Linked DNA regions of Mus musculus: regions 1 and 2 are each linked to region 3. Evidence: chromatin loops called from intact Hi-C (ENCODE). Cell type or tissue: heart. All regions are shown on one strand.

What was found. A loop is a pair of places that touch in the nucleus more often than their neighbours do. Peaks named below come from ENCODE experiments on the same cell type or tissue, not always from the same donor. Only the 100,000 strongest peaks of a DNase experiment are listed, where the experiment ranks them.
Region 1: it touches region 3 in a loop (3-fold over the local background); 2 of 42 quality-filtered maps call a loop at or near these places.
Region 2: it touches region 3 in a loop (7-fold over the local background); 39 of 42 quality-filtered maps call a loop at or near these places.

Annotation. Positions count from the first base shown.
Region 1 is chr5:72,201,473-72,205,472 of GRCm38, reverse strand. It overlaps the pseudogene Atp10d. Among named protein-coding and RNA genes, the nearest start is that of Commd8, 35 kb to the right of the region's middle. In heart, a CTCF peak has its summit at 2,390; DNase peaks (open chromatin) are centred at 2,192, 3,302 and 3,592; H3K4me3 peaks cover 2,029 bases; H3K27ac peaks cover 1,206 bases.
Region 2 is chr5:72,173,681-72,177,680 of GRCm38, reverse strand. No RefSeq gene overlaps it. Among named protein-coding and RNA genes, the nearest start is that of Commd8, 7.5 kb to the right of the region's middle. In heart, no CTCF peak of the experiment used is centred here; no DNase peak of the experiment used is centred here; H3K4me3 peaks cover 266 bases; H3K27ac peaks cover 349 bases.
Region 3 is chr5:72,267,806-72,271,805 of GRCm38, reverse strand. It overlaps the pseudogene Atp10d. Among named protein-coding and RNA genes, the nearest start is that of Commd8, 100 kb to the right of the region's middle. In heart, CTCF peaks have their summits at 1,764 and 1,963 (motif pointing right); no DNase peak of the experiment used is centred here.

The DNA.
Region 1 (4,000 bases), 66 kb after region 3:
GACGTCACAGATCTATTGTGTGGCACTGATATGTACTTTCTAGATTAGTAAGTATAGTTTAGTTGTTAGAAGAAAACTACAATTGCTCTCTTAATAAAAATAACTCGTCTGAGAATGTAGAACACACAGGTTGTATCATCTCAGCCCTTTCTTGCAGAGTTCCCACAAGCTCTCTTATTATACATAGCACATGTTGAATATCATTGTTTCTGAGTGAAGCTGGGGGGGTGAGTGTGTAAGGACCCGGCAGAGCTACTCCAGGCCATATCTATTAACAATGTGTGGTGATCGCCCCCAGCACATCATTCCCCAGGTAATAAACTGCCCTTGTTTAAGCACTGATGACCTGTTACGGGTATCCTCGCTGATACATTTCTGGGGTCCCCCAATGATGCTGCTGGGGTACTAAAAATAAATAAATAAATAAATAAATATGAGTCATGGGGGCTGGGCGGGGGTGGAGATTTCCACTTTAATCAGATACTTAAGTCAAACATGGGATGAAGGCTTTAATATGTGAACTTTTAAAAACATTCTTTAAAAATTGATTCTAAAGGTATGGCCATCCAATAGATGAATTATCAATCTCATAACAGATTTTAGTCAAATTCTAAGCATTTTTCCACCACTTAATGAAAATAAATAACATCCTTATCAGTTATGTAGCCACCACGCATGAGAATATTCAGTTTTTGTTACAGGAAGGTCAAAAATTCCCCACATCCTGTTTCAGATTGCTGTACTTGCCATTTCCCCCACCCCACAGTTACATAAACTAGGGGGTGTTAATTTCTTTTCTTTTCTCTGTTTACCCTTTCAACAGTGTGACCTCATCTTGATACCCACAGTCAATAGGATGGAGGTCTATATGGTACGCCTGAAGGAGAATAAAGAGCTGTAAGACTCACTTATCTTTGGGGTTGGAGTTTATGCACAACTAACTATTGTGTTTGGAAGTTCATGTGCCTCACTTTTGCTCTAAAGAAAGCAAGAGGGTTTTGTTGTTGTTGTTGTTGGATTTGTTTGTTTGTTTGTTAAATGTATGTTTTCACAAAAGCAGGCCTAGTGCAATTTAAATGTGGATACAGTAACACTGGCAGGGAGCCCTTGCCCACCTTGGACCATCTTTCAAGGTTGATTGGAACTAAAGGTTTGCTCTGAGTCCATAGAATTATCTTCTCCCACGTGGACAGCTGCAACAGTTGTCTTGAAAGGAGGTCATAAGGAATTTTAGTAGTCTTATCTGAAACACCCGAATAAGAGTGCTTTGAATATATTCCTTCTAAAGGCATGTAGTCCCAAACTGGCCTTCTGATTTTCCAGATTGAAGGAATTCACTGACTAGCCCTCATCTTTCACTACTGACATGGTGAAATAAAACAAGTTTTACAATGTAAAATGAAGTGTGCCCCAAATAACAACGAAGTTCTTCAAAGTTGGAGTATACAGGAAAGAATGCGGACGTCTTTTTATTTATTCAATTATTTTTAGCATCCCTTTCCAAACAGTTTCACAAGTTCCAACACAAACACAAAATTACCTTTTTCCTCCCTAGGGACAAACCCTGTGGTTTATTCGCTGGAAGAAATTACCAAAGCTTTTCATTACCAGGGAGAGCGGTGCAGACAGTCAAAGCTGCTTTCAACTACTGGATTTCGAAACGGAATGACAAACGTGTGCGTGCCTGTGCGAAGGCACAAGTGTGTGCACAATTCTTTTACAAAACCCAGCTTTCTAAAAAGGGTAATGTCCTGTAGAAATCAAATTACTGAAAATGGTGTGAGAGCTTCTTCTCCATTTTCAATGTCCCGCACCAGAAGTGACAGAAAAGAAGTCATCAGCCCGAAGCACAGCTGGACAGAGAAATGAGCAGAGGCAGGGCGGGGGCGGCCAACCGCGTCTCTCTTACCTGTCCCTCCCGGGCCGCTCATCCCAGCATGGTGTTACCTCGGATCCCAAAGTGCCAAAAGAGAACGGAGCAGAGATCCAAAGGGCGGGGAGAGTTACGCTTCCAAGCCAGCCATTTGTCATTGAGAAGCAGAACAATACCTACTTCCCAGCTCCCCAGCTCCGCGTGCGGAGCGCGGGTGCCTAAACCGAGCGGAGCAGGCGACTCTCCGCCCTCCTCAGACCTCCCGGGCTCCAGGCAGACAGAGCTTCCGCGGAATGCCAATCTCCCGCTGCTCCACCCCCTTGACGTAAGGGGCGGGGCCTGGCAGCAATTGGGCACGAGCTCCAGCTGTTGGACCCCGCCAGAAGCCCCGCCCTGACCAGACATGCCAGTGACCCAGGGTCTGGCTGTTCCCTCCCTGAAGGTCACAGCAGTTTGCAGGCCATCTAGCATAGATTTACTTTCCCGGGATTTTGTGAAACAATGCACTGGCTTAGCTAAGCTTAAAACACCTAGTGGTTACGTTTAGGGAAGACATTCATTCTAAAAATGTAATGTTCAAGTTGTTGTAACTAGCAACTCTTTTATAAAAAGGATCACAGTTCTGATCTGGGCTTCTTTCTCTTTTCTTTCGACTCCTTTAGTCGGGATAATGTAACCTTATCCACAGATCTGCCAGGGTCTGCTTGCTTTAAGCTTATACTTTCTTCTTTTTCGCTTATCTATGCTTTTCTTTATCTTCAATTGTAGTTCTAAAATAAAAATTAACCAATCTGTCTGGTCTCTCAAATCATTTGCCCAACTACTTCAAGAAGGCAAGAGAGTACATTAACCATACTCAAGGGTAGGCCCCAGTCCAAGAAGAGTAGAAGGCCACACTTGATGCGAAAAGAAAAGCTAAAGTTGGGTAAGGAAGGGAGAGAGAAAGAGGTGAAGTGGGGGACGAGTCGGGGAGAGTCAAAACACATTATATGGAATCCTCTAGAATTAAAAAGAAGCCAAGCTACACAGAGAAACCCTGTCTCGAAAAATCAATCAATAATAAAAATAAGTGAATAAATAAAAGGTGAAAGAAAAGTCATTTAAAGAAACAGAACATTTAAAATAACTCAAAACAAAACCCAAAAAACTCAGTTATCGGTTATTCAACTGAAACAAACACAAGGCGCGGATATAACCCTGCAGTTCTGCTGTTTTGTGCCCCTGGCTTCAGTGCTTTGAGAATGCGCATCAAGAGTGAGAAACTAGATGATCATGCAAGTGCCTCTTAGTGATGTGTTCGCCAGGACAGACCAAGGGAGCTGGCCGGGAGGCTTGACAGCCATCCCAACCCAAGAGATGCCAAACGAGTTTTTTTACACCCATCCAGGAGGTGGGTGGCTTTGTTAGGCCAGGAAGGAGAAGGTCTGGGTGTGGCTTCCTGTGACGCCTCCTTCTGCAGGCAAGGGCACATCTCCTGGGCTTAGTCAACTAGTTACACTTTTGCGGGTATATCGCTATCTCTGACATGATGGCTGTTTTTGTTTTTCTTTTAATTCTCGTTAGTTAATCCTCTGGTAACATTTAAAACTTCAGATTCGTCTCCCCCCACCCCCACCCCTCTCGCCTCCCAACCCGCGCGCCCTCCCTGTCCTCCCTGCCCCTTGGCAGGGATGTAGCCTGGGCAGAGAAGCCTTTTGGGGAAGGTGCATACCAGGACAGCTCAGGCATACCGCTGGCATTTGCAGACTGTTTGGATTATTTAAATCAGTGGTTCTGACGAGCTACACAGCAGAGTTGATGAGAGAGTTGGATGCCAAGGCCCCACCCAAACTGATTGGAGCAGAATCCCTGGGGAGCTGGGGGCGGGGATCCCCTTGCTTTGCTTTCAATCTGACTTTTTGTTAAAGCTCTACTGGCTTTCTAATTTACATCAAAGATTGAGAATCACCCCCCCCCCCCAATGATTTGAATTAACCCCTTAGAGGAAAATCCACATGACATTCGCAAATCCAAAGATGCAGTTGCTGAACAATGGGAAACCAGTACAACGTACCCTTAGATATTCTGTATAGTGGTTGCACATTTCAGCATAAATGGAAAAATATGCTGCAAAATCGAAGTCAGAGC
Region 2 (4,000 bases), 94 kb after region 3:
ACCAAAAACTAAACTTGAAAACTTCACCGTAAAAATCAGTGTTGATGGATTAAACCAAAAATATATAGGGTCAAAAAAAAAAAAAAAAAGCAAGAAATGCCTCAGTAATTCCAGGATGAAACTGACAGAAGTCTCCCCAAATTCCAAAAAAAAGTTGTAGGTTAATTCTTTTTGTCAAAACAAGTATAGGCTGTTCTTCCCGCAGTGAGATAAGAGTTCGGTATAATATGTGATGAGAGAAGCGGAGCTTACTTTAGAATGGCTCTCAGCCATATACTACGCACCTAGAAGGACTCCTTAGGCCAGAGAGCATGGCCACTGTAAACGGTGGATGTCCCCAGGGGTAGTGGAGACATGGCCCCAGGGCGTCCGTTTTTAGGAGTGGAGAAAAGGAAGTCCCCTCTCATGTCCTCCTATATGCCAGGACAGGCAGGGAAAATTGGTACTTTTTTTTTTTTTTTTTTTCCTAATCTCTGGAAGTGGCTCAAGTCTTCTACCAGCTTCCTTTTCCGGTTAACTGGAAGCCCTAACCGGGCGACTGAAAGCTCATCATCGTGGCGACTCACTGGACTCCTTTCGGGGCTGCCGAGCCACTCACCTCCATAATCACCCGTTCACTTGACCTTTGATCAAGTTTCCGTCATTTTCTCCGACTTGACTTCCTCTTTGCCTTTAGGCCCCCGGACCTTCATTTTGGTAGCTTGTCTTCACCAAACGTGCAACTTTATTTTCCAAGCCTTTCAGAGATGCAAACCTTTTAAAAGGTCTCTCATCAGTTTTACAGCTTAGAAATGTCTCCCAGCCATCTCTGAAATTTAATCACGAAAGGAGGTGGCAGCCCTGTGGGCCCTGTCTTTGTCACGGAGGCAGGTGAAAGCCTACGTTTCTTTGGGGGTAAAGTCAATTGGTAAACATGAACGGCCTCTGTTCTCCTAACTCCAACTCAGAACTCTCTTGGCTTTCCTTTCGGTGGACCTGGATTTTTTTTTTTTTTTTCAGAATTCTTGCCCCTTTTGCGGTCGGTCGCGTGGTCTTGAACAGGCTGTTGTCCTTTATTTAGTCTTATCTAGTGAAAATTTTTTTTTTTGCTACTTTCAACTATTTTGCCCACATTTATGTTTTTATTTCATCATGATTCATTAAATGAGATATCAGAAAGAAGTTTACTTGGTCAGTAATTTATAGTGTGTGTGTGTGCGCGCGCGCGCGCAAGTGCACCTAGCAGGAATGTGGAGATCAGAGGACAACTTGCAGGTGTCAGTTCTCTTCTTCCACAGTATTGGTTCTGAGGATTAAACTCCAGATTGCCAGTCGGCCGTCACCTTTACCCACTGACCCTGGCCCTCTTCCTGGCTACTATAACTCATTTTTAAGTTGGCCAGTGCTTCAGTGTATTTTTAAATGAGCTGTGAATTCACTTGGATTCCTGAGCTTTTTATTCAAGTGAATTCAACTTAAATAAATATTTCGTGAATCCTGGAGGAATATCAATGAGATAACCAAGGCATCTTTTAAGGCCGTGTTCTTAATTACAACCACTCACTAAAAATCAGCTGGAGAATGGAAACAAACAAACAAACAAACTGCTGCTGGGCTGGGTTCATCCACAGGAACCGATTTCATTGGTCTAGAGAAGAAATAATCATAAGGATTTTGCAAATCCTTGGTTGATTCTAATTCCCAGTGCAGCTTGTGAATCACTGCTTAAATTCCTCAGAGTTTCTTTCTTTCTTTTTTAATTAAATCAATTCTTCTATTTCCGGACTCAGCAAGCACTTACTGGGAGACCACTTCCTGCCAGACACCATCTTATTACTAAAATGAATGTGGCACAGTCTCCGCTTTGCAAGGATATCTCAAAACAAGGGCAAGCAGAATATACATGTCACAGTACAAGTAAAATACAGACAACACTAGAAAGTCAAAGGTGACAGACACCCAGATGAGACAGGGATTAAAACTCTCCAGGGATTGTCTGACTCCATTAGGCTGATGTGTGTGCACAGAGAATGATGTCAGACCATGGAGAGAAGATTCTAGGTAAACAATAGGGAGCAAATCCCAGGGATCAGAAAACCACCATTGTGTTAATGTCTTCAAGGTCTGCTGCTGCTGCTGCTGCTGCTGCTGCGGCGGCGGCGGCGGCAGCCACAGCTGAGATCTCACTGGTCTGAGTTGATCAGATTTTTTGGTAAGAATTCACATTTGCTGTCCACAGTTTCTCTCTCTCTCTCTCTCTCTCTCTCTCTCTCTCCCTCTCCCTCTCCCTCTCCCTCTCCCTCTCCCTCTCCCTCTCTCCCTCCCTCCCTCCCTTATTCCCTCCCTCCCTCCCTCCCTCCCTCCCTCCCCCTCTCTCTCTCTCTCTCTTTCTTTCTTTCCTGGAAAGTTGTGTCCAAATCAATGCATACCAACACCAATGATCTACATGGAAATAACACAGTGTTTCGCAGTAACAACACAGTGTTTAATATGGCTGGTCTGGAGAACGGGATCTGGTCATTGTTCCTAATTTTGAAACCAGGTTTCCAGTAGATAAAACGGAGTCTTCCAACTCCACTTCCAAAGTTCTAGGAGTCCAGCTGTGCACGGCTATATCCAATTTATTCTGAAAGCCCTTCAACATACATAAGGACACAGCAACATCATTTAACTCAATTTTTTTCTCTTTTTTTACTAGATTCTTTTTAATTTACATTTCAAATGTTATCCCCTTTCCTAGTTTCCCCTCTGAAAATCCCCTATTCCCCCTCCCCCAACCCACCCACTCCCATTCCTGGTCTGGCATTCTCCTATACTGGGGCATAGAGCCTTCATAGGACCAAGGGCCTCTCCTCCCGTTGATGACCGACTAGGCCATCCTCTGCTACATATATAACTAGAGCCACAAGTTCCACCATGTGTTTTCTTTGATTGGTGGTATAGTTCCAAGGATCTCTGAGGGTACTGGTTAGTTCATATTGATGTTCCTTCTATGGGGCTTCAAACCCCTTCAGCTCCCTGGGTATTTCTCTGGCTCCTTCATTGGAGACCTTGTGCTCCGTCCAATGGATGACTGTGAGCATCCACTTCTGTATTTGCCAGGCACTGGCAGAGCCTTGCAGGAGACAGCCATATCAGGCTCCTGTAAGCAGGCTCTTGTTGGCATCTGCCTAGTGTCTGGTTGAATTTTTTTTATTACATTATTATATACGTTTACTCAGCCTCACCAAACGATTTTAGAAATGATTGGTTGCATGGCATGTAAATTATAATGCATCTTAAAAAGCCCGAAGTGTAGCAGATTGAATGGAAAAAAAAATCAATCACTCAAAAAGCCCCTGGTTGACTTCAGTGCTTCCTTGATTAAGGATCTCTGGCTGGAATCCTAACAGCTCACAGATGTGGAGGCTCTGGGAGCAGTGGTCACAAGGAGGCGACAACAGAGTAAGGTAGTCTCATATTCACAGAACTATTGCAGAAAGACTGACTGAGCCCTTGACACGCCATCTCCAAGAAGGACGACCCCTTAGGAGATGAGGTGTGTTACCTCTTAAGGCTAGGATCGCAGATCACTCACATGTTTTTAACAGCACGATTATGGAGCATTTAGAATTGATTTCTTTAGTGCTATGCTGATATAAAATATAACCGATGTGTATTACTATCTCCAGAGGCTTTTTAAAAATCAAAGTATCTATTCAAAGATCTCTTTAGGCAAGATCGCAGGCCTCAAGGTACAAGAATATTTTAAAACAAAAAACTAGGGCAATAGGAAGTGTTAACATTCTTTAATTGAATATCAATTCCCAAAACTAAGACAGAGATTTTAAATTTACCAGGCTCATTCACTGGGATAGAATGATACATAGATTTCTGGGAAACGGTTTTTAGAGGAGACTAACTCTGTCTAGGTTTATAGAGAGAGGATAAAACCAAGTGTCTTCCTTATCTTCAACAATAGTCCATAAATAACTTCTCTGATATGCTAGAGCCAATGTCAATATAACATAATCTCTCATGT
Region 3 (4,000 bases):
CACACATACACACATATACACACACATACACACATACACATATACACACATATACACACATACACACATACTTACACACATACTTACACATATACACACACATACACAGACATATACACATACTTACACACATACACACATACACACACACATACACATATACACACATATACACACGTACTTACACATATACACACACATTTACACACACACATACACACACATACACACACACACACATACACACATATTTACACATATACACACATGCACACACATACTTACACAATACACATTCACACATATACACACATACACACACATTCACACATATATACATACTTACATACACACATACTTACACACATACACACATACACACACATACACACACATACACTGACATATACACATACTTACACACATACACACATATACACACACATGCACATATACACACACATACACACATACTTACACATATACACACATACACAGACATCTACATATACTTACACATATACACACACATTTACACACATACATATACACACATACACAATATACACACATACACACACAGACACACATACACATATATACACATGCACACATATACACACATGCACACACATTCACACATATACACATACTTATACACATACACACATACTTACACACATACTTACACACATACACACATATACACACATACTTACACACATACACATTCACACACATCCACATCCACATATATACACACAGATTTGTTTAAATTTTTTAAAAGGGAAACTGGTACAGAATATCAGAAGCTTAATGGCATGCCAGTGTGAGCACTAGCTGACTGACCAACTTATAGCTATAGTCATTATTTCCTAGATATGAAACACTCTGCCTCAGTCTTGGCAGCATTGATACTTGAACTATAAAAAAAAATCATTGTGTGTGGTGCTGTTCTGGGAAGTACAAGACACTTGGCAGTTACCATTGGCCTTTGATAACCATAAACTAATAGCATCCATTCTACCCCAAATGTGCCAACTAAAATACCTCCAGGTCCTACCAAGTGTCCCCTTTGAAGCCAAGCTCCCTTTAGTAGCACAGAGTGATTGACACATCTGACCTGAGCGATGCTCTGCCCCACTTCTCATGATGACAGAGATCACCATGTCTGTTCTCACAGACACAGGATGCACTTCCCCTGACAAATGCATGGAGCCCCAGGGCCATGAAGCATGCAACATTGTGCTTGGTTTCCGATGTATGCAGACTTGGAGCCATCTGGAAGGATGCCTGACCCGTCAATAGGCTTTCTTTGAGAGGAAGATTTTACTATTTTATCTTTTTTAAAAGGGCTTCCACATGGTTTGAATGTTTAATAACATGTATTTGTGGTCAAGTTGGTTCCAGGAATCGAACCCAGGTCCCAGGGTTAGCGGCAGCCTTTCAACAACACTAATTACTTTTCTGTTGTTGTTGTTGTTGCTTTTGTTTGTTTTATGCTCACCAAATCTCAATAGAAATTGAGGCATTTAGCATTTTTTTAGGTGCTGCTGGTGTTGGCGACCATCTGCAAGAGGAAGTCCCCAACTCTGCAGAAGCCCTTCACTAAACAAATGCCGACAGAAGACATTTCCTCATCTTTGCTCATAACCACCTCTGGGCAAGGGTGTTACCATCTATGACAGGCAAGGAAGAGGCCGCACGGGGCAAGTAACTCTCCAAGGACACTTACTTGGTCAGGAGTGGTAAATATTTCACGTGACACGTAACTTATTCAAATGTCCATCCACCCTGATGCTTAACGGGTGTGTGTGTGTGTGTGTGCGCGCGCGAGAGGGGGTGGGGGGGAGAGGTGGTTCAAAATCATTTCAAGTCATTCCCTTGCTTTAACAACTCCATCCCCTTTATTTCTACAAATGTTGGACGCTCTTAGGAGCACTATCTAAATGTACCACTAGAGGGCAGGATTGTGCTGAGAGCCTAATTTTAAAATTTATCATTAAAAAAAAATTACTCCTTCCTTCAACTTAAAAGGGAAGTAGGCTCTAGTCTCAAGGTTTCACATGTATACTCATTTTTGTCTGTTTTGACAAATCCCTAGTCATACAGTCAGGGGGTGAAAAATTAAAAAAGGAAGTTTATTTTAATGCTTGTATTCATCCATGATGCCTCTGAATCAGGCCTTTAGAAACTCTATGGCATCCTCCGAGATACGAGCCAGGTCACTCAGCAGCACAACATCAAGAAACTACAGACGATCGGCTGTTCTTTTTCCTTCCCTCCATCCGTCTCCTCAGGCCCTATGGGCTTGGAGTTTAAGAAGAACATCTGGCTCACCACGCATACCTGACTCTGTGTATTGAGGATGAAGAGCTTGTCATCTGGCTCCAGGAGTTTGCATGCATAAGCTATGTTGACAGCTGTCTCCTGCTTGTCCCCTGTCAGCATCCAGATCTTGATGCCAGCTTGGTGAAGGGCTTCTATAGACTCAGGGACCCCCTCCTGCAGACGATCCTCAATGCCAGTAGCACCTGGAAAGCAATCGAAATGAAAAACAAGGTTTGCCAGAAGCCGGAGCCAGCGAGAACTCACTTGGTCATTAAATGAATCCTCGCCATGGGCCATTCAGTCCTGACCTATAGAAACTGCAGACCAGACATACAGTATAAAGAACCACGGAGTTCATCAAACACACATTCTCTTTTTGGCTTCTATTCTTATCAACAAATTCAAAGGCTGGTTCACTTATTCAGGTCCACAGCCTTGTACTGAATTTTACTGTTCTATGAAACTCCCAGGGTTAAGGGCAGGCTCTTAAAAGAACATTTGGCCATAAGATACAGTGTCCTTTAGGGATGCTCTTTCATACTGTCAGTCCATAATATCCTAGTCTGGATGCAGCCAGATGTTCTTTGGAATCAAGTTTCCCCACCGGTAATGCGGCAATACATTTTCCATTTTGTAATACCCGTTAGTCACGCATATTTATACTTCCATAGAAAAACTTGCAGATTGTCATGCTAATTCGGGTATTAATACTAAAAATAGCGTTACCTCAAATCAGGTTTGACTTTGCTGCCAAATGAATTTAGGCACTAAGCCCGGAGAGCCTCCTTTCCTATGGAAATGCAGGTGAAGAGGCATGCGTGTAAGCTGTTTACACCGTCATAAGGAAATGATTAGTATTTAAAAGGGAGCATGGCTATTGTACTTGACAGATAGTAAATGAGACTGTTCTCCCCGTAAAGAAAGGAACGGAACTCAGAGGCTGTGCTCTTGGTGTAGTTAGTGATGCTTCAGTCAGAATCCACATCTCCGTATGCCAAGGCACTTCTTCTGAACTTGACAGCTCCTCCAAATTCCTCAGGAGGCTTTCAGGAAGAACTCCAATGTCAAGGTCACGCACTAGACCAACAGTCCTGCGATTCCTGGGGACATGGTTCTGCCATCAGGACAGTTTTGAGTTCTTTGAGTGATTCCAAGGTAAGGGTCAAGCTGACCGCAAGAGGTGTTGGTTGTGTTTGTGCAGTTTAGGTTGGAGTCAGGAAAGAGAAGATCACATGCCGGTGCAGAATAAAGGACGTGGAGCCTATACTTCGGGACACTTGAGTTTCTTGTTTGTCAGTGGATGTCTAAGCCTTTGAGTGTGAACAAGACATGGCATGACTCCATGATCTGTCTCTTCTAAATAAGATGCGTGTTTGTTATAAAGATTTAAGACGACAACACGTATTCAAGACTTTACCCAATTCTTTGCAGGACAGTTGCAAAATCCTTCTCTTGGACCAGGCAGGGTGTGACAGGGTCTGACTTTGTGTTAGGAGTGGGGTGTTTAGCTTTTGCATTTTTCTAAGAATGCCAACTCTGTTCCCACCACAAAGGAACTCTAGCTCACTGAAGTGGAACTCGGGTCTGAATGCACTTGAACGTGGGAAGAGATCAGAATGGACAAAATAGGGAGAACCAAATATGCTTAATAGATCGATGTGGCTAGCTG